Regions from separate parts of the Homo sapiens genome. Here all the other regions are linked to region 1. The links are chromatin loops, found by intact Hi-C in ENCODE. Cell type or tissue: endothelial cell of umbilical vein. All regions are shown on one strand. Links, peaks and the distances in the headings refer to the core of each region. The heading gives the core; the rest is flanking DNA.

Region 1 (11,226 bases), core at 3,336-5,835:
TTAGATATACAATAACATTTTCAAGGGTTTATCCTTACTCTAAAAAATTTTGTTTCTTTCTTTGAGAGTCAGCTCTTTGGAAGGGTTTATTTTCCATTCCTTCTAAAATGGAAAAAGGATGATGCTTACTTTTTAATCATATCATTTTAATAAAATAATCAGGTTCCAAACAGATGGTAAATAAATGACAGAAAAGAAAAACTCTTTGGAAAACTAAAATTTCTTGTATGTAGATGGCCCAATATTCTTCCTTTTCTTCCCTCCTTAATATACAGAGTTAATTGAGAAATGTTTGCTGAAGCATAAGACAACCATTTACACTGATAAAATAATAGGAAGTGTATGAAAATTGATCAAACCTTTAAGACAAGTCTAAACAATTTCTTAATTAGGTATTTCTACCCAGTTACTGAAGTGTAGCTTACTTGGATTGCACTGCTTTCACTGAATATTAAAAATGTCACTAATAAACATCCCAACCCATAGCATCTGTCCCAGATATATTTGAACAGCTGGAGAATTCATCAGTTCTTGGCCTTTTGCCACCACTCATCCTAAGGCATGTCATACCCAAGAATGAACTTCAAAACCCATATTATAATGCACCTCTTATATTCAAAACATCAATTTCCTAGTCAGTTCTTGTCAATCAGCAAATTATTTTAGGGAGTAGGTGAGGCACTTGTGAATATCATTTCAATCCTTTCAGACTCCTAGCATAGCCTTTAATAAATCATTGCTCCATTGAACTGTGGCATTTAAATGCCTTGAAAGAGTTAATGGAGCATTTGAAATAAGTTATTTGCCCCTCAGTAAGTTACACCCTGACAATACAACTTAAAACAACAATAACAACAAAATATTCTACAAGAAAAACTTACTTATAGTCAAATGCAATTGGCTTGTTTATTGTTTTATTAATCTTAAGGCTTTATAGTATAACTAACAGCAGGATCCATTATTAATAATGCTAACAGCTTCTAGAACTTTGAGATAAGGCAATAAATCACTAAAATTTCCCATTTTCTCTCAAGTAATTTTAGCCTCAAGCAGTTTGTCAAAAGTCTGAATTTAAAAAATAACCAAAAACAAAATTATCTCCCTGTTCTGTTTATGCAACGTAAATATTAAATTAAGCACCATGAACAAGTAACATGTTTTAAGCATTTTTGTGACTGGATATTTTATCCTCATGTCTTTTAATTTAGGTACCATACTCGGAATTGGGTGGCAAAACCCTAGTGATGGCTGTATATGATTTTGATCGTTTCTCTAAGCATGACATCATTGGAGAATTTAAAGTCCCTATGAACACAGTGGATTTTGGCCATGTAACTGAGGAATGGCGTGACCTGCAAAGTGCTGAGAAGGAAGAGGTAAGGGAATTACTAGCATTTCTAACATCACAAGCTGTACTCGCCAGTTGCTGCTCATATAATAACTTATTGAGAAATACTCTTTACAAAGGGGGATGTGGGCCTCTAGTTGTTGACAGCTGATAAAATAGGGTCAAGGGCACTGCACCACCTCGTTAAAAAGTGTACAGGTCTTCTGGGTGTTATCTGAAAGAAGAGAGACATTTGTGTACTGGATCTAGAAACAGCAACCCTGGACACAAACAAACACACATGCCCACAGGAACTCTTTCTAAAAGCTTACAAAAGGCCACACACACTCATAAACTACTGCTTTAAAATGACAACGAAAAATTATTTTATTTCTCATTTTTCCACAATCATTTTGTGTTTTCTGCATAGGTTATGTAGCTATTACACAGAAATAAAATGGTACTTTTTCCTTGATTGTTTCTGCATATCACAGACAGTTCATTGTTTCTCCTAAAGATACGAGAGCATGATTGGTCAAACATCAAATATAATTCACAAAGCCTGATATTAAATCCATTTTTTAAATGACTCACATTTTTATGCTACTCCTCACATTGTTTATTCCCAGTTTTAATAGTTTAGCCCAGTATTTTTCCATGACTTGAAAAGGGAAGTTCAATATGTTTAGTGCATTTAAGCTTCATAATAATCAATTGTATCTGATTATGCGATGCCTGCCTGGCACCAGCATTTTTCTCTGCAAACATTTCAGTAGACCAATACTAGAAAAGCAAACAACCCTTAGCTTCTCCAAATTCCTAAAACAACTCCTTTCGCAGTCACTCTTTAGTTCCTGACGTAAGGCTGTAATTACGCAAGAGATTGCTGACAGCTCAGTCATTTAGGATCTCCAGGTCCCTAGGATTCCCTGGCCTCTTGGGGTCACCAGGGAGATCAGAGAGAACGTCAGGCCTTCAGAGAAACTCAATCAAGTCCATCACCTGGGAATCCTCTCAGCCTAAGGTTTTCTGTGACCAATCTGAGGCTATGAACTTTATACCCCCTATATGATGAAATGAGGTTTTAGAACAGGCCTATTAATTCCCATGCTGAAATTGAACTTTTCACTCTAACATTGCTGTTTGCTATTTGATTTTACAAAATGAGTCAAAAATACTTAAGTTAAACTCTGCTCTTTTTTTTGGAAAAAAGTATGTATACTTATACTTTCCAAAAAAGAGAGCAGAGCTTAAGTATTTTTGTATATAATATTCATGTATACTTATTATATATATATATATATATATATATATATATATATTTACTGTCTCAATATCTAAGAATGTTGACTAACCTTTCTTAGACATTGACACAGATTTAGCCCTACTGTGGATATTCAAGAATACCCAGGAAAAATACCGAGTTTTAAAATTATATGATTTTATGGATAGTTCTTTCCTATAAGTGAACTAATAGTAATGTTACAGACATCTTCATGAAAAAAAAAATTCGATCATTCAGTTACAATGTTTATAATTATTTAACAAAGTAGTGGGATGTTTCATTGACTTTTTTGTTGAAGTGTTTGACTTTGTGTAAATTTTTTGGGTGATAAAGTAGGACCATAAGAAATGTTTATTAACTGATTGGTTTTATTAATTGACTGGTGTTTGGTTGGCTTGTTGGTTGAATATGAGAACATGAACCACTGGTACTTCACAATGCCCACTTGTGCAGGGTGCATGGTTCACACTTGTTACTTTCACCTGGATAATTATCAGGTGGTAATGACATCCAAGATCACACCCAGTGGGTTTCTGAAAAATTGTGCAATGTTTTTTTCTGAGCTAAGGGAATGTGGACCATTGAGCAAGTTTCCTCTTTCAGAAATCTTTGAGTACGAGCAGAGTTTGAAACTTAACACCAGGCTGACGGGTTTCACTCTAGAATCTAGGGGTTTAGGTAAACTGCCCATTCAGAATTTTAACCTAGAAAGTGGCCTAACATGATTTACCCCTTATCTTACTTACCGATGAAATAGAATAGAACATGAAGTACCCAGCATAGAGTCTGGCATATGGTAAATGTTCACTAAGTGAGAGGTCTCTCATACCTTTTTCTTGGTTAATTTTGTGTGTGTGTTCTCTTTCCCCATTTTGTGTGTTCATCTCCTCATTTGTTGTGTCTCTTCCCTCTATTTTTATCTACTTCGCTATCCTTTTTCTCACCATTGCACTTACTGAGTATCTGTAGGAGTTATTAATGGGAAATATTAATTTTATCATTACACTCGTAAAACTCTAGAGACTTTCCTCTTTGATTTCTACTCAGGAATAGAAATTTTTGGTTTTCAGTTAGACTATTTCTCTTTATCAAGGTATAGGTTATAAAAAACTGTATAAGACAGATGTCTAGCTTACAAAGTATCTCTGGATGACTAGACCCAGTTAGAAACTTTTTCATTATAAAGGAAGTAAGATTCCACTTGCATTTTATATCTGAAGAATTACATATTCTCAATGATATCTGCTCTAACTTTTCATGCCACTGTCCATTAATTGTAGAAAATTATAATTGTGTGAATAAATTGAAGTCTTAGATTGACTTTAGTTTTATGATTTTAAAGAAATTGTTTTTCCACTTTACATGAGCAATTTTGTTCATGATTTTAGTTTTGCTTTCATCTAGCAGTGTTAAGCATTATTTTTAATGTCATAATGAGATGAAAGATATCAAAGAAAGTGAGAAAAAGGAGTTCAAGGAACAGCTTTGGAATCTAGAACAAGTACTGCTAATCATAGTAAGCTGTTCTGCCGGAGACTTGGATTTAAAGAGGTTAAATCAAACCCACTGACAGCCAACTCTGTGATGTTAATTAAATGGAGTAAGGTTTTATTGCCAGAAAGTTGACAACTATAAGTCATAAGATGATGAAGTAATTGTGTAACTTAAAGGATTATGTACTATTTTAGCGACCAAATAATGTGCAAGCAATTTAGAAAGAAATGGGAAGGAACATGGATAGTGTAAGAGCCTCATTTGGAAGTGACTAGGCCCATGTTTAAAAGGAAGTGATGTGGAAGAGATAAGGTGTACCAGGAAGAGCCACAACAAAAGCACATTGTTCCCACTATTCGATTCTATCCCCAGGTGGAAACATCACTGGTGAGGTTTCCATTTGGCTTGATCGTGTTCCGCAAATTTACACAATCAAAGCCACCTCACTGGTTTCCGTTCACTTGCCGGTTTGTTTTTTCAGTGATGCACGGTCGACTACTTTCTTCCTCCACTTCCCCACCTTCTAATAGATGAAGGTGGAATTTGACCTTGGAGACAGGTCAACATTTCTCTTGTTTTTGTTTCTTTAAAACAGAAATATGTATCCTCTGAGTTCCTAGAGATGGTTATATATAAAACTGTTGTTTCTTAATTTTTTTATTTCTCAGTATATGGCTTCAAAATCATCCTTGGTAATCAGTATATAATTCTTCAGTGTGCAAAAGGCTACCAATATGTATAGCCCCAAGCTGAATCTTTGAGATTTTCTTCTCTTTAATCTTTCAAAAAATAAGTATTTATTGTATACACAAGTCAAACCTGAAACCAATCTTTATCTTTTTAGAATAATCTATTTAATATTTTGACTTAATTATTTCAAACATTACAAGCAACAGCTATGACTCCATTTTTCCCTTCTTATAAATTTCACTTATGTGCAGTTTTAAAATTGTCTCAGTTCTGCACCCCAGGATCAGGTATATCATCAAAGTATTTAAACTCTTTTTATTTTAACATTTTGTTCCTATTTATAAAGTTTATTTTTATCTCCATGCCTTCTACTGATATTTGTTATCTCTAAAAACAGCATAAGGAATAGATAGCACCAGAAAAAAAAACTAAGCCTTTTTTTTTAACATTCCGCCCTGATATGCTGCAAGCTCTCATGACTTGAGCAGTACTGTTTTATTGTTTTGTTTCCATTAGAGAATAAGTCTATCACCTCGGCTTTGTGTAAAATTTGGTAAAGAGTGATTTTTAAATGAGATTCTGTAATCTAGTGCAAATGGAAAAAAATTGATTGCAGAATTAAAACAAGTTGGAACATAATTTAATTAGTATCCAAGCAGAAGGGAAGAGAAACTACTTTAATGCTTTAATGGAAAATCAATTTTGCAAGAAAATTTCACATTTTTAAGCCTAATTAGAAAAAGATTTACTTCACAGAAAAGCATGTGAAGAATACATATTCAATCAAATGGCAACAGTTTTTTAACTTCCAATGGTCAATTCCTTAGTACTTCCTTGGAATGAGTTAAAGTCATTATTCCTTATGGCATCTTTTATGCCCAAGGATCATGAAAGAAGTGATGCTATTTCTAAGTACATTTAGCAATCAGACGGCAACTATGCTCTCCAAGAATCTCCACCCAACGATCAATGCCCTGATTGGAAATCCTTATAAAAGGTTAATTGTTGGAATTTTAAACATGGATGCCAATAAGAACCTTCCTGGTCATTCATTCACAACCTATCACATTTGAGAAATACAACAAAAACATTAATTTGCATCCATAGCATTTCAGGAATTATACTTGTTTTTCTTTACTTGTTCATTGTCTATCTTCCTCACTGGACTGAAACTCCATCCAGGCAGCAACCATGTCTATGGTTCCTCACCAAGTGTAATCACAGAGGCAAGAACACAATAGGCGTGAAAAACTATTTTTGAATGAATGAATGGAGATGTTTATTGTATTGTAAGAAATGTGTCCAAACGCCCTTTTTAAAGTCCGTGTTAATAGTCATTGTGTTCATATTTTACAAATGAAGGTTAAAGTATTCTGAAAGCTAATCAGCAAAATGTCCTAGCTCTGAATGCTGAAGATAGTTTAGTGCCTTTCTGGGTTTTTTTGGTATGTTTCTTTAAAGATAGAGGCAGTACAGATGCTTAGCAAAATCAACCTTGTTATTGTTTTTGTTTTTGGTTTTGAAAATGATAATAGATTTTGTCTCAACAACTTTTGTTTGTTTGTTAAAGGCTTATTTAGTGTCTCCCTCTTTGTAACCCTCTTTTTCATCCTGTTTCCATAATGCACATGGAGCTCATAGATTACCTTAATTTTTATTTAAATGTAAGACTGAAAGCTATGGTGTAAGTCTCTGCCTACATCATGGAAATTGATCCAGAGGAAAATGGGAAAGAATTAGTTCTAGGGAGAACTCAAAGAGTAGGAATAAAATCTAAGTTTATCATGCCTAGAATATTTGTTGTTAATCAATTTTATAATATAGTAGATATAGTTTAGTAGTATTGAATTATTTTATAGTATATTAAAACTATAATATATATTAGTGTACCTAGTATCTCTGCGTCCATATCATGGGACTTGGAACATATTGATTTCCCTTTAAACTGCTACAGAAGTATAGATGTGTTTTATTTTTTACAGTATCTTGGGTCATAGCTGTGGTTTATTTGAGTTTGAGTCTTTGGTTAGAATTTCTGTCACCAATTATAATTGTATTCTTATGTATAATAAATGTTATCCACTTCGTGATGTGGTTTCCAAGAACATGATAGGAAAAAGCAAATAACTTGAAATATCTCTCTAGTATGTAGGACTGTAATTTGCTTGCCTTTCTGGTTAAAAAGACTTTTCAGGCAGAGGTAAAAGAAATCCAAATTCTCACTTTAGAGTTTCTAAACAAAAATCCAATATTTTTTATTTTAAATTCCCTAGAAAAGTAATATAAATTAGACTCTAATTTGAAGCAAGAATTAAAGCAAGGAGAGATCCTGGACATTTTCAAAATGCACTTTGGCTACCTTCCATTGTTCTCCCTCACGTTGTCATACTTTAGCCTACTGCACCTGCCTTCCTTGTCACAGTGATAACCACCCAAAGGTCTGGTCTCACAGCCTGGCTCTCTAGCTTCCAAAGTTCATCTTCATTAAAGCTTATATTAACTTCTCTACCTATCCTATAAACACAAATAATAGCTATCATTTACTGAGAGTCTACTATATGCTGACAAAAAAAAAAATCTCATAACATTCTTCAAAATTGGCATTACCAAATCTGTTTTACAAAACAGGGAAGGAAGGGAACTGAGACCCAGGAAAGTTTAAGTAATGTGTCCAAGTTTACACGGGCAATGCCATAACTACAATTCAAACACAGGTCTAAAAGCCTACACTTGCCATTTTTTGAGATTGAGTCTCACTCTATCGCCCAGGCTAGAGTGCAGTGGTGTGATCTCAGCTCACTGCAACCCCCCGCCTCCCGGGTTCAAGCGATTCTCCTGCCTCAGCCGCCCAAGTAGCTGGGATTACAGGTGCCTGCCACCATGCCCAGCTATTTTTTGTATTTTTAGTAGAAATGAGGTTTCACCATGTTGGCCAGCCTGGTCTCGAACTCATGACCTCAAGTGACCCACCCACCTCGGCCTCCCAAAGTGCTGGGATTACACGTGTGAGCCACTGCACCTGGCCCACACCATTTTCTTTAAAGAGTCTCTCTTGGTCTTTTCAGGTCTGTCTGGCTCCCAAACCCATTTTCTCTCTACACTGCCATATTGCCACTAAGAGAGTGCAAGGATATTGTCTGTTTTGTTTATCTACTTAGGCCCAGCACATTGCACTGTGACTGCAACATCCAAAGTGCTTAAATAAATATTTTCAAGTAGATTGGTTGAACAAATTAGAATTTAACAAATATGCATTCTAATGTTCTATCACCTTTGAGAGAGTCATCTTTAAAAGATACCCAGTCATTCCAGTTGCACTGTAGTATCCTAAAATATTTTTGAATTCCAGTCCCTCTCTCCAAGTATCTTTCTCAATGTATAATACATTATCTGTTCTCAATAATGATTTGTCTTTGCTTTGAAAAGGTAAATCTCATTGAAATGGCCATAACTATGTAGGGTCAAGTATAGGCTATTAGTTGATGATCGAATTGGGTAAAACAGTTGTAATTACTGTGGGAAAGTGATGAGATGGATGTTCTTGTGAGTTTTATATTCTGATTCTGTCCTAAATGCTTTGAGCATTAACATCATTACATGGTCTCTCAAATGGTTTGCTATGGGGAAAATTCTCATTAGGAGATATAAATTCTGATACACATAGTACCAAGAAAATATAATTGTTTTAATAGAAATCAATGTAAGTATTAGGTTTTCTTTTTATCCAAAGAATAAAAGGACCGAGAGTTTTCAGCTGAATTTTAAATAAAGCAGAGCAAAGTGGATTTGGGAGCCTGGATTTCATGTGTATAAGCTGGCAGAGCAGAAAGTGAGGAGTGGGAGTTGAAATGGGAACAAATATAAAACAAAAGGAGAATGAGAATAATGATGTAGACAAGAGCAGCCTTGTTTACATCTGGTTTTTCATATTACTGAAATAATGAAAAGGGTTTTGAGTGGGAAGCAATGTGAGCAACACAGGAGAATGTTTTGTTCTGTCTTCCACAGATTTAAACCTATTCAAATGTAATCTTTTCTCTTGAGTTCATCATATGCTTGGGAGCAATATTTTTTATCTTGTTTGTGAATCTTAAAATTAGATGTTTTTACCTTCTGTCTTACTCCTACCTACCTTTGAGCAGGCCAAATGTTTGTGCTGTAAAATCTTTAATCCATTACAATCTGTTACTCTGCAATTAGATGAAATGTCAGTGATTGACTTGTACTAGTTGTACTACAGAATAAGGGAGGAGAATGAGGACTCGCTGAAAAACAAGAGCTTAAATAATTAAAGAATGCGAGAGAGAGGAAGCATACACAGACACACAAACTTACTTGCTTTAAACATGATTAAATTCTTGCCAATTATGAACAAGAACTTTTAAATACTGTAAATTAATTTTATTTATTCATTCTTTCACTGATTTCATCATATATTAAACCTCTTTTATAAGCCAGGTATTGTGCTAACTTCAGGGAATACAGTGGTGAATAAGATAGACCCCCACGTTCGGCCACCTGACCTTCCGAGCTGGCGGGGCTGAGGCTGGAGTCCTCCCAGGAGCCACAGGGGAATGAAATTTGCAGACTTCCGGGGCGCCTGGCCCTGGGCGTTGGGCGAGCCCGGGGATGGTCGGAAGGGCTGGGGGTGGGGGTGGGGGGGCGTGGGGGGGGGCGGCAGGAGGAGCCCGAACGAAGCCTTTGCGATTACAGTCATGGCCACCCAGATGGGGCAGTCTTCTGGAGGAGAAGGGCTGTTTACCGGCAATGGCAACATTGGAATGGCCTTGCCTAACGGCATGTATGACTTGCATGATCTCTCTAAAGCTGAACTGGCCTCACCTCATCCTGTCTTGCTGGCAAATGCGGCCTTCAGTGGGAAAGTAAATGGCAGCTGCTGTGATTACCTGGTCGGTGAAGAAAGACAGATGGCAAAATTGATGCCTGTTGGGGATGACAGCTTTTCAGATAGTGAAGAAGGAGAAGGCCTCGAAGAGTGCTGAAATGAAAGGTGAACCTCATGGGCTGAGACGTTTGGAACTCAGCGTTGTAGAACTTCAGCCTGCATTTGAAGCATCAGCTGCTCCAGAGATTTACAGCTCAAATAAAGATCTTCCTCCTGAAACACCTGGAACAGAGGACAGAGGCAAGAACTCGAAGACCAAATCCTTTCGCTGTAAGTCATGCCAATATGAAGCAGAATCTGAAGAACAGTTTGTGCATCACATCAGAGTGCACAGTGCCAAGAAATTTTTTGTGGAAGTGCGGAGAGGCAGGCCGCGGTGGCTCACGCCTGTAATCCCAGCACTTTGGGAGGCCGAGACGGGAGAATCACCTGAGGTCAGGAGTTCGAGACCAGCCTGACCAACATGGAGAAACCCTGTCTCCATTAAAAATACAAAATTAGCCCGGTGTTGTGGCGCATGCCTGTAATCCCAGCTACTCGGGAGGCTGAAGCCAGGAGGCGGAGCTTGCATGCGGTGAGCCGAGATCATGCCATTGCACTGCAGCCTATACAACAAGAGCGAAACTCCGTCAAAAGAAAGAAAGAAAGAAGAAATAAAGAAAGAAAGAAAGAAAAAAGAAAGAAAGGAAAAGAAAGAAAAGAAGGAAAAGAAAGAAGAAAGAAAGAAAGAAAGAAAAAGAAAGAAAGAAAGAAAGAAAGAAAGAAAGAAAGAAAGAAAGAAAAGAGAAGGAAGCAATAGACAAGGAATCTGGCTCTTCCACTGCAGAAGAGGGAGATTTCTCCAAGGTCTGTATTCGCTGTGACCACTGTGGCTACAATACCAATCGATATGGTCCCTATACTGCACACCTGAAACACCACACCAGAGCTGGGGATAATGAGCGAGTCTACAAGTGTATCATCTGCACATACACAACAGTAAACGATATTTGGAAACTGTAAGCCTGGAATTAGGAGACATAACTATTCCTTCAAGTTTTATAGAATATCACTTGGGAGATTCCAAAACCATAGCTATTACATGGCAAACCTAGGATAAGAGCAGTAGTATGAGTGCTGGCAGACCAGCTGCCACTTTCCTATACAGTGAAAAAGGCCGGTGAAACAAGTACAGGCCAGATTTTTAAAAATCATACTTTCTCAAGGATCTCCACAAACTGGAGGGTGTCCTGGCTGTCTGTGTGATAGCCTCTTTCTACAAGTGAGGCCTCAAATGAACTGCAGCTATCCTGGTGTTCCTGTGGGGGCACTTTGTATGAAAAAAGGGCATGTACTCCAAAACATTTTTGTAGGTTCTTTGGCCAGGCGCCAAACAGTACGAAAGAGTCCAATGTAGGATTTTTCTTACTGATAGCAGTTATTCATTGCAGTGAAATAAAATATGATCCCAGTAGGGAATCTTGAATTCTGACCTCCCATGTTCTATTTTGAAATAACCACTTTATGTTTCTTTTTTTTTTTTTA
Region 2 (11,226 bases), core at 3,722-6,221, 57 kb after region 1:
GGTTATTGCTAGCTATCCCAAAGAAGGAAGGGTACCTGCAATGCACTAACTAACTCAGCATTGTGAAATGAATAAGGAAAGGCCAAAGGTCATACCTAATTTTGTATTCATAATTTTATATTCTTTGTTTCTGAAGAGAACCAGCAAAACCATATTAGCTTCAGGATCCTCACAACCTGGGTTCACCCCTACATTTGAATTACCTGGAAGGAGTTTAATTATTAAGTAAGAATATTTAAAGAGTAAATATCCTGAAAAGCCCTAATTTTAAGGGCTTCTCACTGCCTGTAGAATTAAGCCATAATCACTCTAATCACTTGAGTCTACATAATGTAGATATGTCCAGCCTATGTCATGCCATATCTCATTTTCACCAAATTGACCAACACACTCTTTTGCAAACAAACTATACAACTTTCTGCCTCTATTACTTGCTTAGGTCGTTTCCTTCACCTGGAATTCTCTTCCTTCCAACAATGTCTAGCCAATTCCTACCCATTCTTTAGGCCCAGCTTAAGTATTATCTCCTCCATTCATTCAATAAACATATATTGTGTCCCTACTTTAAGTCAACATTGTTCTGAGCACTAGGTTTACATTTGTGGATAAAACAGTGCAAAAGACCCTCCCCTCCTGCAGCTTGCATTCTAATGTAGGGAAACAGAAAAGAAGCCAACAGATAGCAAAAGCATGAGTCTACCAAGAGATAACAGGTGCTATGGAGCAGTAAAGCAGGAAGTAGGATAAGGAATATTGGGGATTCATCTTAAATGGGGTTCAAAGAAGACCTCTGAGTAGGTGGCATTTCCGCAACAACCTGGAAGAAGTGATGAATTGAGCCACGGCGCGTCTGGGAGAGAGAACAACCACGGGGCTTCTGGGAGAGAGAACAGCCATGGGGTGTCTGGGAGAGACAACAGATACCTCGTGGCTCACTTCTTCACTTCTTCCAGGTTGTTGCTGAAATGCCACCTACTCATGAGGTCTTAAGACCTCATGGTTTTAAGATCCATCCCAGTAGAACAAATCTTTGCCTTTTTTTAAATGCCATTAGCCATTTGTTTACACCCCTCAAACATCATGCTTCTCTCTCACTAGACTGTGTTCTGTATTTATCCCTCCCACAATGCTCTCAGTGATGGGTAGCACTAAGCATAGCTGCTGAATGAATAATGAATTATTTACAAAGGAGCTATGGCCTGAAAAAACAAGTCTTGCATTTCAAATGTGTCTAACCCACTTACCATTAAAATAACTTTAAGCACTTGGATGGTCTGTCTCAAAGTAAGTTGACCTATGTACGAGGAGACCAAAATTATATAATAAGATCATTCCAGGTAATTCAAATGCCAAAGTACATTTGCTGGAAATGACTAGTTAATTGGAACCAAAGTGGGTTGTTTTGCCAGAGTTTAAACTCCATCTGCCACTAACTAGCAATTTGACATTGCACAAGTTATTTATTTAACTCTTCTAAGCCTCAGCTGCATTATCTATAAAGTGGGAATAATGAGAGGACTTTGTTGATGATGCTATGAGAAATAAATGAAAGCACAGGGCCTGGCACAACTAAGTACTCACTAAATACTATTGTAGTCATTTCTATTAGTAATTTTATCAAATCTTGGGATAAATATGCAACATGGGAAAGCAACCAATGGATGATTTAACCAATTACTTGCTTCAATGGGGAAAAAAAGTTTATCTTATTGTTTGATGGAATTAGCTGATTAATTCAGGCAAACGTATCAGTAGGCCCACATTTTGCATAGACACTATAGTGAATTAAGATAATTAACAAAACATTTGAGAAAATAAAACATGAAAACATATGTAAAATAATTTTCTTATTGCTCTCCAACAAGGTTATTTCCTTCCTGCAGTATTCATTCAAAATGCATTGCACAAAGATTTGGCCTCTATTGTATATCCACATGCAAAAAATGCAAATCTCAGCCCTTCATACTTTACAGTGACAAGCCTAATTGGACTATGCACATCTCTACAGTAGATCCTTGCATTTGCATTCTTAATATCCCAACTTTCAAATGCTTGTGAGCAACAGTGAGGATTTCTGAATTTAACTGCAGTCATGTGTTGATTAACAACAGGCATACATTTTGAGAAATGTATCATTAGGTTATTTGATCATTGCACAAATATCATAAACACAAACCTAGATGGTGCAGCCTGCTACACACCTAAGCTATGTGGTATGGCTTATTGCTCCTAGGCTACCAATCTATACAACATGTTACCATACTGAATACTGTAGGTAATTGTATTTGTGTATCTAAACATAGAGAAGGTACAACAAAAATACAGTATTATAATCTTATGGGACCACCATTCTATAGGCAGTCCATCCTTGACTGAAATGTGGTTACACAGGGCATGACTGTATTTGTATTGAGATCTTGAATCTTGCAGGCTGCAAGACTGTTCTTCAGGAGCAAGTTGGTGCTGTAGAACATGTGTAGGACTTTTTGCCTTATACGTGGAGACAATCAAGACTTCTGCCTCTTAAACATGTCTCAATAGCTTCGTTGCCTTTTACACATCTCTGTGTGGAGTAAATCTTCCTTCAAATAAGAAATGTTTTCTATTTGGGAAAATTGGGGAAGAGAATAAAGAGGTCAAAGTAAAGGCATTGGAAACATTGAGGCTTCCCAAAGGTATGAGGCTGTGTGTCTCATAGTTTTAAGCTAAAGTATATAACTTTTATTCTTAAATTTGTACCTGTGTAAACTCCTAAGTCAGAGACTAATCAGATACGTTGCTACTTGTCCCTATTTGTGTCATAGCAATCACTTTCCTCAAGTTTGGTGTTTTGTTTTGTTTTTTGTCATCTCAGAAATTTGACACGTCTGAGTACAGCTTTAATGAGGAATGTCAACACTGTAAGTTTAGTTTAGGCTTTCTGTTGTAAATTAAATGAAATTCTGAAAGTTTTCTATTTAAGGACATGGCCGTTTAAAGAAGGAAACACTAAACTTTAAAATAAGCAAAAATTGAAGTGATTATAGCTTTTAAATTTTGATCTATTCCGTAGAAATTCTGTTTTTCTACTTCAATCTGAGAATTATTTTTAACTGTTAAAAAGTCACATTATCAGTTATAGAACACTTTCTAATTTAGAAATATTTTTTAACTTGGTTTTCTCATGTGGTTCTCATGATAGCCCTGTGAGATACTTTCTGAAGATAGCATTCTGATTTTACCAGTGAGAAAATTGAAGCTTAGAGACATTAGACAATGTCCATAAACTATCTTCCTGCATGTGGCACATAGATGGGGGTGTTCAATACTTGCAATTGCTCTTATCACTACTGACATTTGATCTCAGCTGATTTGAGGGTAGGACTGAAGTTCAGATCCCCCCAGTTCTCAATGCAGAGGACTTTCTAATATAGCATTCAGCCTTGCCCACACCCCTACCTTCAAGATGGGAGAGCAAGGATTCCTCAGCTCTAACCTGCGTGAGGTGCCTCCCCTGCCCAAAGCCGAAACATCAAGATGAGGTCGTCACAGTAGGGAAGACTAGAAATGGAGTCTTCATGGATTGTTGGAAATGGAGGGATTCTTGGAGACTGGGGAAAATGTTCGTAACTGTAAACCCTTAAGGATACTCCTAGTCAAATAGCTCCAGGGTGCCCCCTTTCTTGCCTTCTCAGAACCACAAATTGATTTTCTTGCTTCACTTGTGGTTTCTGGCAGATTCCTCTTCTTGCCTGGCCCAATATGAAACAGAATGTGATCTCACAGACATGTTCTACTTCCCTCATTCCCTGAAGCTAGCACCTAATTCTTCTGAGACTTTTTTCTGTGTTTGTACTGCTAGTAGCCATGGCAAATCAACAAGGGTAAAAAGTGTGCAGTTCTGCTCGTTTGATGTGGTTTGCATTCACCTAAATTGGAGGAGTAGGGAACATAACAAAAGTATGTCAAGCATGGGGGCAAGCTGGAAACCCATATGGTAAAGGGCTGAAATCACATGTAGCTATTCCAGCAGCCTCCTGAACATCAAGGAGCTAGGGAGGTGGCTAGGAGGTGGGATCAGGTCAACAATGGTTGCAAAGTGCTCTCCTTCATCATTTTTCTGTCCCTTTCACTCTGTGTTCTATGACCCATCCCTAGTCCTCTTCCTGGCCATCCCTAGTCCTGCCTTGTTACTATGAAATGAAACCTGTACTGTGAAAAGCAACATTTGGGGCTGTAGGAGAGTTCCTCCAAAACATCTCTAAGTCTCCAAAAGAAAAGGGAAATGAAATGTTTGAAAGTGGCAGCAATTACTTGAGGGAAATGATAGAGAGGGAACAGGGGACTCGTGGTGATGAAGGAGTCACCATCACTATATGTCACACTGCCAGTGTGTGGATTAGCTACTGTGACCTAGGCGAGCAAAATTTACCCTGTCCCCCTCCCTCCACCCACACACACTCTGTTTTCTGGAAGATGCCATTTTTTAAATGTTAATCATGGGTTTGTCTTTTCTCTAGCTCCTTTTCTACTGTCCTAGAAATGTAATTTGGGAAATGCAGCCAGATTTAAATATTTGAGATCATTTAGGAAAGAGCAACTCACCCAACCTCAGGTAACTACTAGATTCCAAGGAGAAACCATGAACCAGCAGAGGTAGGTCATTCCCTCAGGCGATATTTATCAACATGTGATATTTTGCATAACCCCATCAAAATCACCTAGGGTACTTATTAAAAACTAAGATTTCAAGGACTAATTCAAACCAAGCTGTGACTGAGTATCTAGGGGTGGGAACCTGGAAATTGCCTTTTAAACAGGTCCTCCCCGTCCATACACACATACCCATGTTATTTTTATGCATCTTAAATTTGAAAACTACACTTCAGAGGCTTAAAATGCTATGTCATAATTTTAACTGAGGCCTAGGTCAGCCAAGTTCCAAGTTAGAATTTTTTTTTTTTTGGGTCAGTAACATAGAATACATCTTTTGCTTTATATAATGGAATTTCCTCAAATAAGAAGTTCTATTTCTTTCATCAGTCCAGTATCCTCTTCCCTGAAAAATACCTGGCCCACATGTCTAAATTATTATCTTTTTTTCTTGAGTCTCCTCCACTGAAAGAGGAAATAAAAGCAATAGATGTTTCCTTTGTACATTCTGAAGTTGTTTCCTAGTACCCTTGACTACCACCCTTATCTGTCCTTCCACTGGTGCTGAAAGCACAACAAAGAAAAACACTCCAAATTCAATTGATGTGAACTAAAAGCCACCAGTCTGGGAGCCGGGCCAATAAATAAAATGGCAAAAACTTATTTGAACCAATTAGACAGGGATATGCAAATTAATTGGCCATGATATCAGGGTCAAGCAATAATATGCAAATAAACTGGCATCTTATTGAGCTAATGGGACAGGAATATGCATAATAATTTGGCTGTGATGTCAGAAGCTTCATCATAATTTTAGGCATGAATGTTACAATATAATATCAATTCTGGGATACTTCAAAATGCTTAATTACAATATTGATAAAATAATCTGAATTCGTAAAACATGAACAGATTGGTCTAAAAAACAAATGACAAGTCTTGAAACTGGATCATTCTAGAAAATGAGTAATTAGAAAGGATTATAGCCAAGCCCGGTACAAGTTGGGACCCAGGCACAGTTATCCACAGAATGGATAGAAATGCTCTGCCTGAAGGACTAAAAGTTTTAGAGAAATGAGCAGATGTGAAATCAAGAGAAATAAGTGATAGGCTGTAATGTATTTGTTCAGAAGAGTTAGCCCAAAAACTCCTAAGTAGATTCTTTAGCCAGCAGGTATATATCCAATCAGTCAACAAACATCATGTGAAAACTCCTCTGTGCCAGGCACCATGCCAGTCCTTGAGAATATGAGTAAAAACAGCAGACACTTGCATAGCAGAATGTGAGCCCAGACACTGTTCTAAATGCTTTACATATGGCTAACTGATTTAATCCCCAGTACAACCCTATGAGGTAGATACTATTTTTAATGTGATTTTATTGATGATGGAACTGAAGGACAGAGAGGTACATAACTTACCCAAGGTCACAGGATTACTATTTGACAGAGCTAGGATGTCAACCCAAGCAGACTGTCTTCAGACTCCAATGAATAAAACCTGATGTCTAGGTCCTTATCATTGCTCAGCAGGTTCAACCTGGAGAACAGGTGGATAACTACATGCTGCAGTTTGAAAGATGTCCAAAAGTGACCTGATTCCAAATATCCTCTATACTCAAGCTAAAATTCTATCATGGAACTCACTAACATAAATCAGTTGGTTGACTGTTTAATTAGTTCTTCAGCTACTTAGACAGCAAAGGTGAGATCAACAAGTCCATAACACCAGACATTGAATAGTTATAGATGATTTTTATGCTGGAAAGGACTGTATCAGTTTCTCCCTAATGTACAGATTGGTATGTTATTTTAGTGACTTATTCTTCACACACAAAAGAAGATGAGACACAAAACAGTGACATTTCAGCTGTATCTGTGGTACAGAAGAGAGGTTGCCGAACATGGTAGAAGAGAGTCCAAGTTTAAGGGATTTGAGTGCCTTTTAGAGATTAAAGAAAAATTTTACCTACAACTAAATTTTAGCAAGGGCTAATTCTGTAAAGGAGTATGTGATATTATTGGGAGAGGGGCAGTATGATGTAGGAGTACAAAAGCTTACTACCCTTGTAAATTGTTATGGGACTCTTTGGGTCAAAATTACATATATAAATACTAAAATTAAAGAAATTTGAATTGCAATAGACAACTTACCAGGAAAACACATGTCAGCTAGATAATTTTAACAAGAGAAATCTACAGATGAAGAAGTAGAAACAGGGAGTTCCAAAGAGGTCTGTTCTAAGGCACTTTCACCAGTCACCTTAAAACTCATAATTCTGAAGATAAGATAAACGTTTCCAGCCATTGAAATGCAAAGCTCAGTGGTAAATTTAAAAAATCTAGCTAAGCTGAGTAAGCCAAAAAATGTGGTAGATGTGCTTCATTTGGGTCAAGCTAAAAAATAATACACTAAAAGGAAAACGTGACCCAATTTAGAGTATAGAGTAATAGGATCAATTATAAATCAAGAAAAATGTCACATAGAACCATCCATTGAAGACATTCACCAAGTGAACATGTCTTTTTTGCTACCCCAAAAAAGGCTTGATGTTGTCACAGAAGATTTTATAAATAAAAGGGAGGGAAAATCTCCTACCTTTGTCCAATTCCAGAGCTCATTCATGTGTACAACACACAGAGTTTTGGTTGTTCACCTCAGAAAAGACAGTGGTATTAGATGACTATCTGCTGGAGGAAAGCAGCTACAATAAAGGGATGAAGGGGCCGTGTGTGAGGACAGGCTAGGAACAGCGGGACTTTGTGGTCTGAAAAGGATATGATGAAAGTCTGAAAATCATGAAAGGTAGAGCTAGAGTAATACCTACCTATTTATCACATCCCACAATACTAGAATCAGGAAGTCACCTTGATGTTTGAAAGAGAATAGATAAAAGGGATAGCTATTCAGGATGATCTCAAAGGCACCTTTCTACTCAAAAATTCTTTGTCAAATTTTCTTTACTACTTTACATTTGGGTTGTAAATACGTGTTGCTCTAGGAAATGGAACAGATTGAAATATAAGACTGAGATAAGTGTAGGTCTGTTTTGTGTTATAGGCTTACAAGGAGACATCTCTAAACCTTTGTGTTGTCTTGTAGGAACCCCTCATGCCTTTCCATGGGTAACCATAAATAGCCCACAGCTGCATATCTCACTAATCCAACCCAGAATGCTTACATTTGCATCCTTCAGTTGGCCACTTCTATTCCCTTCTCTTCATTCAGTATACAGAAAAAAAAATAAGGAGGGTCAGAATTTCTAATAGGTAATTGCACTGGGAGGAATAGAGTCCCCACAAATTCCTATTTTTAAAAATTATGTTTAGTGGGTTCTTTCAGGAGATATTTGGGAGTTTCTAATAAAACTATTAGAAACATGTAGCAAAAGTCGGTGCTATTCCCCCTTCCTTTTACAAAGGTATAAGATTCCTGTTAGTAAAGCCTATAATAGGTGACAAAAGCATGCAAAGTTTTGAGTCTCAAACACTATAATAATGCTCAGAAATGGAAACATCAAAGACAGTCTTTTAAAAACAACTGTACTGGCCAGGTGCAGTGGCTCACACCTGTAATCCCAGTACTTGGGCAGGCCAAGGTGGGAGGCTCGCTTGAGCCCAGGAGTTTGAGATCAGCCTGAGCTGCATAGTGGGACCCCCATCTCTACAAAAAAAATTAAAAAAAAAAAAAATAGCCAGGAATGGTAGCGCACACCTGTGGTCCCAGCTACATGGGAAGCTGAGGTGAGAAGATCTCTCAAGCCCAGGAGGTCAAGGCTGCAGTGAGCTGTGATTGTGCCACTGCACTCCAGCCTGAGTGACAAAGCGTGTCCCTGTCTCAAAAAAAAAAAAAAATTGTACTTTATTATAATCACTTCTGCTTCCAAAAGTATATACTGTTTCTACTTGGTTCCTTAATCCCTTATTCTTAATCTCAGTTATAAAAATATCATTCTTGTTCCCTTTTCACCATAGTCTTGCCACTTGCTGCACCATGAGCTACTTTGAGAGCAGGGATTGTGTCTACTTATGTCTGTGTTCTCAGAGCCCCTAGCATATATGCTGAAGAAACAGACCTTAATATACCCTGCCTAAACAATCAGTTTTAAATTTTTAAATTCCACTAATCTAACTGATTATTTTGTCTTCATCTTCCAAATGATCTGACTTAATTTCATCACTTAATGCAATTATTTTGGCATCATATAGTAGTAATCCTATTATAATAGAAATATCGGCTCATAAATAAAAACCAGACAATGGAATTCTTAAAACCAATTGGTTATTTTAGCCATCATTTTCAGAAGATTTTACTTCCTTCCTTCATTTCCCCCCTCCCCACCCCCTTTAATGGTTAAACGAAAGAAAAACAGACTATCTCCAAGAGATAAAAGAGAGTGACACAGAAATGCACACATTACTGTAGTTATACCTCAACGACAGTCATAAAGGCATTTTCAAGGGAAAAAGTAAAGACAGAGAATGATCCCTTGGTCACCTTTTGCCCAGCATGAACAGATAAGGCAATGATTCAGCATCTTACTTGTCCACTGTTTTAAAGACTAACTCCTTATCAAAGGAAGTCAAAAGACCATACCGGCTGACAGCCTTTTTAAATTACTAATGGCCTAAATTTTGCGGTACATCATTTTCAATGATGACTGGACAACTAGGAGGCTTCCTATAATTTTTTCTTTCAGAAATAAATGATTTTATTTAACTTAAAAAAAGAATTAAGCGCATTTATTTTATATCCTCAGAACCACTGAAACTGCTTTTAGCCAAAACTAAAGCAACATGATTAAGAAATTAATAGATTTCAAACTACTGATTTCAGTCAACAATATGACAGTGTAATTAACTAATAAAGTGTCCCGTTAACAAACAAAAAGAGCCGAATGCACATTTCGTGATAGTGCACTTGCAGAATTACTACATATACTACATATACATATGAAACTGCAAGATTACTCAGTAATCTACTGACGCAGCTGTCATTTTTAGAGAATATTATGAACTTCCATATCCTTATTAAGGAAACAAATGCTTTCACAAATAGCCCTGTGTTTAAATATTTATCTAGAATTTTAGTTTTAAAATTATAGGAAAGCTCAAGAAATAAAGTTAATCCACAACCCCACCACTTCTTTTCATACATAAGTAAAAAAGTAACTCAAATCAGCCCCCTCTAATCCTTTCCCATTCCTCAGAGTTAATTGACTCAAGGAAATAATTTGAAATTTCATATCCTTCCAGGTTTTCTTTCTGCTTATATCAATTCTATACATATATATACAAATATATATACATTTTACAAAATGGGATTTTAAACACATTATTCTGTAATTATTTTTAACCTACCAATATATAATGGAGATCCTTTGGGCCAACATATAGATCTGCCATATCTAGTGGTTGCATAGCATCCCTTTGTTCGAATGTATCATGGTATATTTAGTAATTCTCTTATAAATATAACTATGAGAAAAACTATATAAATTCACTGAAAGACTTCAAATGAGACCTAAATAAATAGAAAAATAACATGCTCTTGGATAGGGAACAATATAGTAAAGATGTCATGCTTCCCAAATAAATGCCATAAATGAATTTGAAAGATGAGTAACACACGAAAAGAAAGCTTTGCCTCACATAAACAGATCAAGTATTAATATCCCTGTAATACAAAGAGTTTCTACATATCAGTGAGAAAGAAAAGCAATAGGAGAAAGTCTCTATTTTATTAATGTTCCTAAAATTTACTTGCTGCTGCTTCTACTACTGGCTGCTGTTGCTGAGAAGTAAAATGTTACATTTATACAATGTCATTATGCATCTAAATAAGAAAGGATTTTAAAGTAAGATGCAATTACCCTAAGTTCAAAATCTAAAAATGTGTTGCTTAAAAAGACAGCCTAGACTGATTGCAAAGAGTACCAGAAAAAAAAAAAAAAAAGCAGGTCATTAGCTTGTAGATTTTCATATTTTCATCAACTATATTTGCAGGAGTCTGAATCCATTAAAACACTCAATCCAGCAGCATTATTATGATAACAACTTGAAAAGATATGTGACAGTCACTAAAAGTCAAAGTAAAAATACATACCGCTATGAAAGTCATTTTGAAGGGAAGTTCCCAATTTCTAGACTTTATAAAAACAATTAAGCATCTGAAAGCTACTTTTACTAAAAGTTGCCAATTCGTGTATCTAGAAAACACTCCTGCATTTTACAGCACTGTCTTTAATGTAGTGAAAATATTGCAAATGAAACTAGCCTAAAGGGCAATAATATATCACAGTATATCTCCAGTTACAGTAATTAGGAATCTATTCTAATCTTACCTGAAAGATATGTTAGTGTTTTATGTTTATAAGGATTTCACCAAAATTTTTTAAAAATAGCTTAGTAGAAGAGATTTTAAAAGAGGCAGTGAATGTTTATGAATTATGCAAGTCTGAACTTTCATTTTAATAACTCCATTAAAATATAAAAACCTTAAAAGCCTCCCATCAGGAATTTAACTTTATAGAAATGCTTTATATGTGCCCTGACCTTGCCAAGAGGCAGGCCTAAGGCATGATTTAACAGTTAC
Region 3 (11,226 bases), core at 4,857-7,356, 52 kb before region 1:
GGAATGACTCTGAAATTGCCATACCTCTGTGTAGAAGCAAGCCATGCTTTAAAAAATGACACTTTGGTCTTTGCTTGAAAACTCAAACATAAATAAATAACTTCTAACCTGGCTTTGACTTCATAAGAACTTCATTATTGCCGGGCGCGGTGGCTCACGCCTGTAATCCCAGCACTTTGGAAGGCCGAGGCGGGCGGATCACGAGGTGAGGAGATCCTGACCATCCTGGCTAACACACGGTGAAACCCCGTCTCTACAAAAAAAAAAAAAAAAAAAAAAATTAGCCAGGCATGTTAGCGGGCGCCTGTAGTCCCAGCTACTCGGGAGTTTGAGGCAGGAGAATGGCGAGAACCCGGGAAGCGGAGCTGCAATGAGCCCAGATGGCGCCACTGCACTCCAGCCTGGGCACAGAGCGAGACTCCGTCAACAAAAAAAAAAAAAAAAGAAAAGAAAAAAGAAAAAAAAAACTTCATTATGTATGTATTCGTGCAGAACTTTGAGAAGAATGTTTATAACAAGAAAAATATAATGGCAAAGCATCGTGGCAAAAAGAAAAAAAAGAAAAAGAACACAGAAAATAATTATGCAATTTTGTTAATTCTGAGACCAAAGCAAGCTGTTCTGGGGAGCAACTCAGGGGAAATCCCTTAAACTAGCTTCTATCACTGTCTAATTAAATTCAACATGATTTCTTATAGATCATGTAGTAGGATAAATATAGGTGAGATACCAAATGAACATAATACATGATTCCTTCAGTTCTAGAAATGTTTAACAGAGTAGTTTAAGAGGATTTCATGAAAAGTAAAAAGAATATATAACAGTAGACTAACACTTTTTTTTTTTCAGGAAAGGGAACCACATGAGCAAATAGATGTGGCCTGAGCAGGGCATAATTGAGATACGTGGAAAGATCAGTTTGGTTGCAGAAAATCAGCCCCTGCACCATAGTATGAGATAAATGTTTAGCATCCAAATATAAAGTACTTTTAATATCAATTTAAAGCAGAGCATTTCTTTTATTTTAAAAAATAGGGAGTTATTAAAGATTTTTACTAGTATTTTAATCATAAGATTAAAATATTTTATGGAAATTATGCAAAAGTCTTAATGAAGAACAGAATCTGAAGACCAGTAGACATGTTAGTGGTCAATTCCAAAAGACGAGGCAATGTGCATAAAAGATATTGTTCTCTTTTTCAATGTAGTACTTATTTTCGCCTCTACTCTTTTATTCACGTTGCCTCTCTTTCACCCATCAGCTTCGCATGTGTGAATTTTACACATTTTTCATGATACCCCTTTCATAAGTCCATTCCAGTTCTTCTCTTCTTTCTCTGGATTTCCACTTTTTTTTAACTTTTGCCTCTGTCTTAGTCCATTCCTGCCGCTATAACAAAATATGTGCGACTGGATAATTTTTAAAGAACATGCATTTATTGCTCACAGTTTTGGAGGCTGGAAAGTCCAAGATCAAGGTACCAACAGGTTCAGTGTCTGGATAGGGGCCTGGTCCTTGCTTCTAAGATGGTGCCTTGAACACTGTCTCCTCACACGGTGGCAGGTGGAAGAGCAAAGGGGCAAATACTGTGTGAAGCCTCTTTTATAAGGCATTAATCCCATTCACAAGGGAGGAGCCCTCATGACTTAATCACTTCTTAAATACCTTGACTTTTAAAATTACCACACTGGTGATGAAGTTTCAACATATGAATTTTGGGGGACACATTCAGACAATAATGGCCTCTGAGGCAATTATCGTTAATTCTATCTGGAATCATAGTCATTTATCTCTTATCTCAATTATTATGATTTTCTGGAAAATTAAGGGGATGCCTTGATTTCTTTTTATCACCCTTGTCCAGCCCAGTGGCTGGAACATAAGGGTTCAGTATAAGGTTGACAGAGCATTCAGTTATTGGGGGTGTTAGATGGATAGAGTGATAGAAGTAAAGATGTACAGTTGCTGAGAAGTCAAAGAATAAAAGCAACAGATTCAAAGGATAAAGGTTTTTTTAATCTAGAAATTTTAAATTTGTTTCCAATTCCAAGTGTCATAGAGGTTGGGAAAAATAAAGATAATTACATTTAGTGATGAGTTTATCACCTGTGACTTTACAGTGTATGGTTTTTATAGAGCAGATATTAAAATTTTAGGGAGGGTATTCAAAAGTCAAGTATGATGAGGCATCTTTTCTCACCTGTATAGAAAATGCATTCTCATTTCTCCCATTTACCGGTACTTTCGGTTCACTGCTTTTAAAAAGATATCTGAAGTTAAAAACCATCTAATATGTATAACTCATGAGGCAGGGAAGGCTTTTCTTATAATTGGACTTTACAATATTGTTTTTAAACATTCTTGGCCTAGAATTAACATACCACTGCTGGGATATATAGAGTATAATGCAAAGTAACACAAGCAAAGTCAGTGATACACAATTCTTCCTCATGAGAGAAACAATTTATGGGAAATTATTAAGAACTCCAGGATTATTAGCATCCCACCTGCAATTGAGAAAGGTAAAAACATATATTCCCTTAATACATGGTAGATTGTTTAGCAACCACCTACACATTGGCCGTGGATCTCTAAACATTTAATGAGTGCCTGCTGTGTACTAAACAACCTTCTAGAGTACACAACAATGGCAGTGGAAGACATTTACAATACAATAGATGCTTTCAGCACACAAACATAGATACTCAAAAGGCTCACAGTTATAAAAGAAAACAAAAAAAAAATAAGAGTTGAAAAACAGCTTCCAGAGCAGTATTTCAAAAACCGCAGGAAGCTATAGTGAAAATCTAGGAAGATGCACAGTGAAGGAACACAAAGTATGAAAGTAATAAGAGCCATCTTGGCTGCTGAAAATATTTCTCTTAAGAAAGAACATCTTGAATTACGTGTTCAGAAAATGAAGGTCAATAAAGATCTTATTGGTTAGAAAAAATAGCGAAGAATAGTCCGAATAATTAAGTCAAATTTTAAAGTTAACTTACACAGAACTAAGCCCATTTGACCCAGTTGGCACAGTCCATTTAAATCTTCCTTAGGATGCCCCACATTAAAGTAGGTGAACTAATCACATAACATTGGTGCAAACCAATGAGATTTCTGAAAAAAATATTTTAAGTGAATCCTCCATTAATGGAGAGTTGAGAAGATTATTTTTAGATCCAAAAGACAGGATTTAATAGTAAGTGAGATGAATGAGATGGATAAAGGGTACAGTAAGATTAGATTGATTAAAATAAAAATATATTAGAAAAAAACTAGGACTCAACAGACGGAGAGATTGGGTTGTGCAGGTGATGGAGAACCTCTATTGTACCTGACATTCTTTAAAGGAGGAAAATTAGCATATTCAAAAAAGAAAAAATATTTTGACAATAGCATGAAAGCCAGAGACCTTTCTTGCCTCCTTGTTTAGAAATCATTATAGCAATTTACGCATGGAAATATCAAAAGGAAGGAGAAGTATGGTGTTTGTGAAAATGAAAAAGTCTTAAGTTTCAAAAATGCCATGGGGAGGAATTTGGCAGTGGATAGGATGTAAATGAGTACCAAAGAAGATGGAGAAGGCTAACTTTACTGAAGACTAAAATGAGAGTCAAGAGGAAATGGTATGTTCAACAAAATGCAAATAGGCAAGAAAGGCTTGCTTCTGGAATATATCAGATTTCAGATCTTGCTGACACAAACACCTCTGGGCCAAAAGTTTAAGTCAGCTGGAGACCCTTGACATTCTAATTGAGAGTTAGCCCTGCAAAGGAGGTGATTGATTAAATTGATTCTAACACATAACTGATTGTATAGAAAATCTGAGAATATTGACCCTTTAAAAATCTGTGAAATTAATTATCTGTTTTTAGAGGTAGGATATCCTTGGCAGAATAAACTGATTTTATTTCTCTGCATGTGTTTTAGCTATTTTTGACTCCGGAGCATGTTTCATCTCCCAGGCATATGGCTATTCCGGCTTAGAGTTGTTGAAGGGCAACCACTATGCAAATTATTCCCTCTTCTCTTTACCTCTTTCTTTTTTTTTTTTTTTTTTTTTTTTTTTGAGACGGAGTCTCGCTCTGTCGCCCAGGCCGGACTGCGGACTGCAGTGGCGCAATCTCGGCTCACTGCAAGCTCCGCTTCCCGGGTTCACGCCATTCTCCTGCCTCAGCTTCCCGAGTAGCTGGGACTACAGGCGCCCGCCACCGCGCCCGGCTAATTTTTTGTATTTTTAGTAGAGACGGGGTTTCACCTTGTTAGCCAGGATGGTCTCGATCTCCTGACCTCATGATCCACCCGCCTCGGCCTCCCAAAGTGCTGGGATTACAGGCTTGAGCCACCGCGCCCGGCCCTCTTTACCTCTTTCTATATCTTCCATCTGAAGAGTTGGAAGTGTGAGTGGTGAGAAATCACATGCATCCAGAGGAGACAGACTCTAAAGGACATACACAACTCTATGGAAGGACTAGACTAGCAGCCCAATCAGGTAGTTAAAGAAAGACCAAAAGTTATTGGTTTTTCTTTAGGGAGATGGCATCAAAGCATTTTGAGCCAGAAGTTAGTGCTAAGTACCTGCAGGAAGGATGTAGAAACAAGGGTCTTGTCATTTGCAGATAACCAAGCAGGTAATGTGGCAGCCAATAGCAGCAGCCCAGCCTTGGTGATGACTTTACTCCTATCAATGAACCAACAAGAGAAGGTTAGGTCACCATTCCTGGAGAAATGGAATTTAAAATTTTTCATGTTAACAGCAGTTTAGGAGAATGAAGCCTGTTTTAGAAATTAGAGTAGAATGTAAAGTATCAAAGTTTTGAACCCCAACATCAGAAGTGAATCTCCAAATCAGAATAAGGCAAATTAAGAAAGCTAGAACTCCTTAAAGTCCCCAGACCAAATAAAAAAAAAATAGGGTTGGGTCTGGAACCTGTAATATGATCATTATCATTAATATAGTGATTATTAAGCACTTTACTTGAATCATCTTAATTAATCTTCATGCAATTCTATAAGATGAATATTATCATTATTTCCATTTTAGAGAAATTAACTTACCCAAAGTTTTACCAATAATATGTATCTAGGAAGATACAAAATCTATCTAAAAGTGGTTGACAAAAAATACCACTGCATAGGTGAAAGGAGGATTCAGGACAAGAGTTGAACATCCCTTTTATAGAAGTCCTTCCAGGAAAAAAAGGAACATGGCTTGGTGTGTCTGACTTCCAGAATATGATACCTCCCAGTAAGAAAAAGCTCTTATTTCTTGTTCTTACTCACTCTTTATTAATAAATACAATTCCGGTATGTAAACATATTCCTCCGTATTCCTAATAAGGGCTTTCCTGGAACACTCACGTTGAATCACCCTCAGATATGTCAATTTCCTTGAGTCCAGCAAGAACAGACCACTTAAAATATTTCAAATTTGAGGGTAATTACCGTGCACAACTTTGGTATATCTCTGCAGTGTTTTTATATCTGTGGAAATGTATTTATAATTTATACTGCAGCAACAATAAAAATCTGTGAACAAAATGGTGAAGTCAGTGATTTTAGGATGATCCAATTCTGGTCATTTTGTTATAATAACCCAGAACTAGAAGAATCTTCATATGATAAAATGGATGATCTATGAATTGTATTTTAGGTGGGGGGAACTCAACTTCAACTTGTGTGTTAAGGGGAATTTTTTGTTTGTTGGTTTGTTTAAGAATTAAGAAGTAGCCACCTACCCTGGCTTCCACAAAGCTGGACACCAAAGGGCAAATTATGTTATCAGCATTTCGTTTTTTCTTTTTCCATCTTTGGCTTGGCTTTCTTCAGGTTTTAACATCTCTCTTAGGCAGGTGTCCTCTACATGTTGGTTATCTGGCAGCTCAAGGTTTCCATTCAACTAGTGGAGCAGCTCAGCATAAAGTGACTTTTCACTTTATGCTGAGTGCCTACCATGTGACAGCATTGTACTCAATGTGGAAATACATCAGTAAAGAAGACTGCAAAATTTCTACCCTTCTGTTGCCTTTTCTAGTTCTAGCATTTGTCACAATAGTCTCAAGTCTGAGTACTACTAATACTGACTTGGGTCATGTACTCAGCTATAGACTAATCATTTTGCCCTGGAGGAATGAAATCTCCTGACTCACCAGACCTGAGACTTATATCCACCCTTAAAGAAGGGAAGAATCACTAATACTCTAATTACCCTGATTAACAATGAGGAAGCATTATTTTTCCAGAGAGGAATTTGAGTGCTTTTACCAAACAATGGATATGAACCTGGAGGGAAAAAAAAAATCAATTAAAACTCCAAAATCCAAATTCAGGAAAATTAAATGAGGAAATCTCCCCAGAAAATAAATAGAACTTGCTCAGATAAGAGAAAATGGAAATTTGAGTCAAAATAAGCCTCCTTAGTCATCAAATCTAGATACTCCCTCACCCAGTCAACAAGCGCAGGTAGCAAAATAGTCTTCCCATAAAGAGTAAGTTGGTGGATGAAGTTGCACTTCTATGGATAACCACACTCTGTAGTCATCGCCTGAATGCATTGTCTGAGGTTTATAACTTCTATTTATAGAAGTTCAGCACTCACCAAGTGAAGAGCTCTGGGCTATAGATACTTGCTTCCTTCCATGGACAGTAAAAAGTGTGTTCAATCTTGACTTAACCCCAAGTGAGTAGAACTCAGGCTGTTAGTGATTGAGGCCTCAGGCTTGGTAATTTATAAAATATACTTTGCTTTTCTGTTTTATGGAGGAAAACCTGCTTACTTCCATGCTTTGGAAAAACTGATTCAAAACGTGTCTAATATGCTGACTTCAACTAAGTGTATAGTAACTGATAAATATCTCCTAATGGAGTTTTATTTTTTTTTCCAATAACAGTGTTATGGTAGTTGAATATATGTTTTTCTTAACAAGATAGATGATTGATAGATAGATAGATAGATAGATAGATAATATATAGACAGATGTGTATCTATATATCTATGGATATTTGAAGAGCAAAAATTTACAGATTTATGACATGGTAGAGCATGTTAGTTACCAGCATAGATTTCACAGCTACACGGCCTAAGTTTAGTAAAAAATCATGACTCTATCATTAAGCTTCTAAATGTGAGCAAGAACCTACTCTGAGATTTTCATCAGAGAAATGAGAATAAAAATGGTACTCACATTATAAGATTATTGTACATATTAAATGCATTAATATTAAAAATTTAGAACAATGGCTAATTTATTGTTGACATTCAATAATTTTAAGGATTATTATCATCATCATCATCATCATCACCATATTTAGTATACATTCACTGCAAGTAACAGGATTCTTAAGCAGAGGTAGTGGTCATTAGTACTGTTCAAAAAGTATTTCTGACTGCGCCTGCTTAGGGGCACTTGGCAGAATTGCACTTTTTTTACTCTCTTGTGGGTAGAATTGTGTGATTCATTCTGACAGGGAAGTTGTGAATGGAAGTGATATGCTTCACTTCTGGGATAAGCATTTGATTGTTGATATGAGATCATCCAGACCTCATTCTTCTTTCAGGAACAGAAACCAGCAATTTTGCAGGTGCTCCTGCTCCATCAACCCAGGTCTCTAAGTGACTGCAATAAACAGAAGTTCTACTGATCCACCGTAGACCTGTAGCATGAGTGAGAAATAAGCTTTTGTGGTGTTATACCCCTGAGACTTCGGATTGTTTGTGACATTACTGGTGCATAATCTAACTTATCCTGACTAATACAGCCACCTTACACAATAACGCATTTAACTTTCTCAGATAAAGTCAAGTAATGGAGAAGGAAGTTCCAGAGCTAGTTGACAGGTTGAGCCAGTAATTCTGAGCCTTCTCTGAATCATTAAAGAACAGCTGTGGCAGCTCCAAACATCATATTCCCACATAGCAATACAATCAGGAAGTGGAATGGTGGGGAGCAAAGGCAAAAAGGATCTTTTCCCCTAGTGCTCTCTCTTTTATCAGGGAGGAAAATATTTTCTGAAAGTCTCCTCCAGGTTTCCATTATATCTTACTGTTAGTGCTAAATCTTATATCCAACCCTAGACCAATCAATGACAAAAAGAAAAAAACTATAAGCTTGCCACATTTTATCATGTTTCACTGTATTGCACTTTAAAGATACCGCAGATTTTTTTACAAATTGAAGATTTTTAGTAAATCTGTGTCAAGCAAATCAATGCCATTTTCCCCAAAGCTACGCTCACTCTATCTCTCTCATGTCACATTTTGGTAATTCTTGAAATTTTTAAATCTTTTTCATTATTATTGTATCTGTTATGGTGATCGGTGATCTTTGATGTTACTATTGTAATTGGGGGCACCAAGAACTATGCCCATATGAGACAGTAAACGTAATCCATAAATGTGGTGTATGTTCTAACTGTTCCACCAAAAGCCATTGCCCAGTCTCTCTCTCTCTCTCTCTCTCTCTCTCTCTCTCTCTCTCTCACCTCAGAAAGCTTCCCAATTCTCTGAGACACAACAATATTGAAATTAGGCCAATTAATAATCCTGCAATGACCTCTAAGTGTTCAAGTGAAAGGAAGAGTCTTGTGTCTTTCACTTTAAATCTAAAGCCAGGAATGATTAGGCTTAGTGAGGAAGGCATGTTGAAACCCAAGACAGGCTGAAAGCTAGTCATCTCGCACAACTTAGCAAAGTTGTGAACGTAAAGGAAAAGTTCTTGAAGGAAAAGTGCTACTCCACTGAACACACAAATCACAAGAAAGTGAAACAGCCTTATTGCTGATGTGGAGAAAGTTTCAGATAGAAGGTCAAACTAGCTACAACTACCTAATTTGATGCCTAATCCAGAGCAAGATCCTAACTCTCTTCACAACTCTATGAAAGCTGAGAGAGGTAAGGGAGCTGCAGAAAAACAGTTTGAAGTTGGTTCATGAAGTTTAAGGAAAGAAGTTGCCTCCAGACCATCAAAGTGCAAGGTGAAGCAGGAAGTGCTGATGGAGAAGCTGCCACAAGTTTTCCAGAAGACTGATGAAGGTGGCCACACTAAACAACATGTCTTCCACGTAAATAAAGCAGCCTTGCATTGGAAGAAGACTTTCATAGGACTTTCATAGCTAGAGAGAAGTCAATGCCTGGTTTCAAAGTTTCAAAGGACAGGCTGACTCTTAGTAGGGATGAATGCAGCTGGTTGAAGCCAGTGCTCATTTACCATTCCAAAAATTTTACAGCCCTTAAGAATGATGACACAGCTACTCTTCCTATGTTCTATAAATGGAACAACAAAGCTGGATGGCAGCATATCTGTTTACAGCATGGTTTATTGAATATTTTAAGCCCATTGTTGAGACCTGCTGCTCAGCCAAAAAAAAGATTATTTTCAAAATATTACTGCCCATTGACAATACACACAGTCACCCAAGAGCTCTGATGAAGACGCAGGAGGAGATTGATGTTGTTTTCATGCTTGTTAACACAACATCCTTTCTGAAGCCCATGGATTAAGAAGTAATTTTAACTTTCAAGCCTTATTATTTGAGAAATACATTTTGTAAGACTGTAACTGCTGTATATAGTTATTCTTCTAATGCAGCTGAGGAAAGTAAACTGAAAATCTTCTAGAAAGTATTCATCATTCTAGATGCCATTAAGAACATTCATGATTCATAGGAGGTCAAAATATCAACATTAACAGGAGTTTGGAAGAAGTTGATTCCAATCCTTATGGATGACTTTGAGAGGTTCAGAACTTCAGTGGAGAAGTTAAATGCAGATGTGATAATGGCAAGAGAACTAGAATTAGAAGTGGAGCCTGAAGATGTAACTGAATTGCTGCAATCTCATGATAAAACATTAACAGATAAAGAATTGCTTCTTATGGATGAGCAAAGAAAGTGGTTCCTTGAGATGGCATTTACTCCTGGTGAAGATACTATGAACATTATTGAAATGACAACAAAGGATTTGGATTACTACATAAACTTATTTGATAAAGCAGTGGCAGGGTTTGAGCAGATTAACTCTGCCTTCAAAAGAAGTTTGGCTGTGGGTAAAATGTTATCAAACAGTATCACAGGCTGCAGAGAAAGCTTTCATGAAAGGAAGAGTTGGTTGATGCAGCAAACTTCATAGTTATCTTATTTTAAGAAATTGCCACAGCCACCCCAAACTTTAGCAACCACCACCCTAATTAGTCAGCATCCATCAGCCTTCAACACAGAAGCAAGACCCTGCACCTGCAAAAGATTATGACTTGCTGAAGGCTCAGATGATCGTCAGCATTTTTTTAGCTATAAAGTGTTTTTAAGTTAATATATGTACATTGATTTTTAGACCTAATGCTATTATATACTTAACAGGCTACAGTATAGTGTAAACAGAACTTTTATATGCACTGTGAAACCAAAAATTCATGTGACTCACTTTATTGCAATATTCATTTTATTGTGGTGGTTTGGAACCAAGCCTGCAATATCTGTAAGTTATGCCTGTACAAAACTGACTTAATTTGGTCATAATCCATCTCACACATCTGGGAAAGGAACCTACTATTCTTGAGTAAATTAATCCCTGCATAATACCAGAACAATTCAGCACTCTCTTAGCAAAAAGTAAGGAAGAAGAATGTCTATGTAACCAGGAACGTTTTTCATAAGAGTAATGGCCTTCTACAAGACTCTGTGGAATTGAAAGATTTCTTAAAATGAGGTGCCCTTGTGTTTGCAGTATATGCAGTTTTGTCTCAGGAGAGAGTTTTGGGTCTACTGAGAAGAAACTGAGGTATACTGATAAGTTTCACTGCTTGTGTATTGTAGTGGATAATGTGGATTTCTAAATAGATTTGCTCTGCCACATTATTAGACAGATGCCTAATAATTTAATGTACATTAAAGTATGTTAATAGGGAGAATGTGTAATCATAAATTAATTACCAAGATTATGATTATCCCAATTTTAAACAGTGCTTGAATTAAAATATATCCCTAGAATACAAAATGAATAGTGGCTTACGTGTTCTAAGGTGAGAGATAAGGGCTCTGCAACCACTTGTGGCTTTGGAAAATGACATATTTTGCAGTTTGAAAGCATGGATTTCAGTTAAACATTAAAAGCAGATGACTGCCATGACTATCTGTAACATGATCATGCAGGACAATGAGAGAAACGGCAAAAGAAATTCTGCCTTTCGGCACATATTTTCTCTACTAATATTTGCAATGCCAATTTTCAA

What was found. Peaks named below come from ENCODE experiments on the same cell type or tissue, not always from the same donor. Only the 100,000 strongest peaks of a DNase experiment are listed, where the experiment ranks them.
Region 2: a loop joins it to region 1, with 6 times the contacts of the local background. A loop is called at or near these places in 3 of 110 quality-filtered maps.
Region 3: it touches region 1 in a loop (3-fold over the local background); 2 of 110 quality-filtered maps call a loop at or near these places.

The regions. Positions count from the first base shown.
Region 1 is chr12:79,298,176-79,309,401 of GRCh38, forward strand. It overlaps SYT1 (synaptotagmin 1), which reads left to right. Exons shown (of 11, transcript NM_005639.3): 8 at 1,209-1,376. It also overlaps the pseudogene LOC100420794. Among named protein-coding and RNA genes, the nearest start is that of MIR1252, 120 kb to the right of the region's middle. In endothelial cell of umbilical vein, for the core only: no CTCF peak of the experiment used is centred there; a DNase peak (open chromatin) is centred at 4,486; H3K27ac peaks cover 2,253 bases.
Region 2 is chr12:79,355,264-79,366,489 of GRCh38, forward strand. All of the region lies in intron 9 of SYT1 (synaptotagmin 1), which reads left to right. Among named protein-coding and RNA genes, the nearest start is that of MIR1252, 58 kb to the right of the region's middle. RefSeq lists a silencer at 8,993-9,193. In endothelial cell of umbilical vein, for the core only: no CTCF peak of the experiment used is centred there; a DNase peak (open chromatin) is centred at 5,188.
Region 3 is chr12:79,245,046-79,256,271 of GRCh38, forward strand. The region is part of intron 4 of SYT1 (synaptotagmin 1); the gene reads left to right. Among named protein-coding and RNA genes, the nearest start is that of MIR1252, 170 kb to the right of the region's middle. RefSeq lists a silencer at 7,364-7,658. In endothelial cell of umbilical vein, for the core only: no CTCF peak of the experiment used is centred there; no DNase peak of the experiment used is centred there.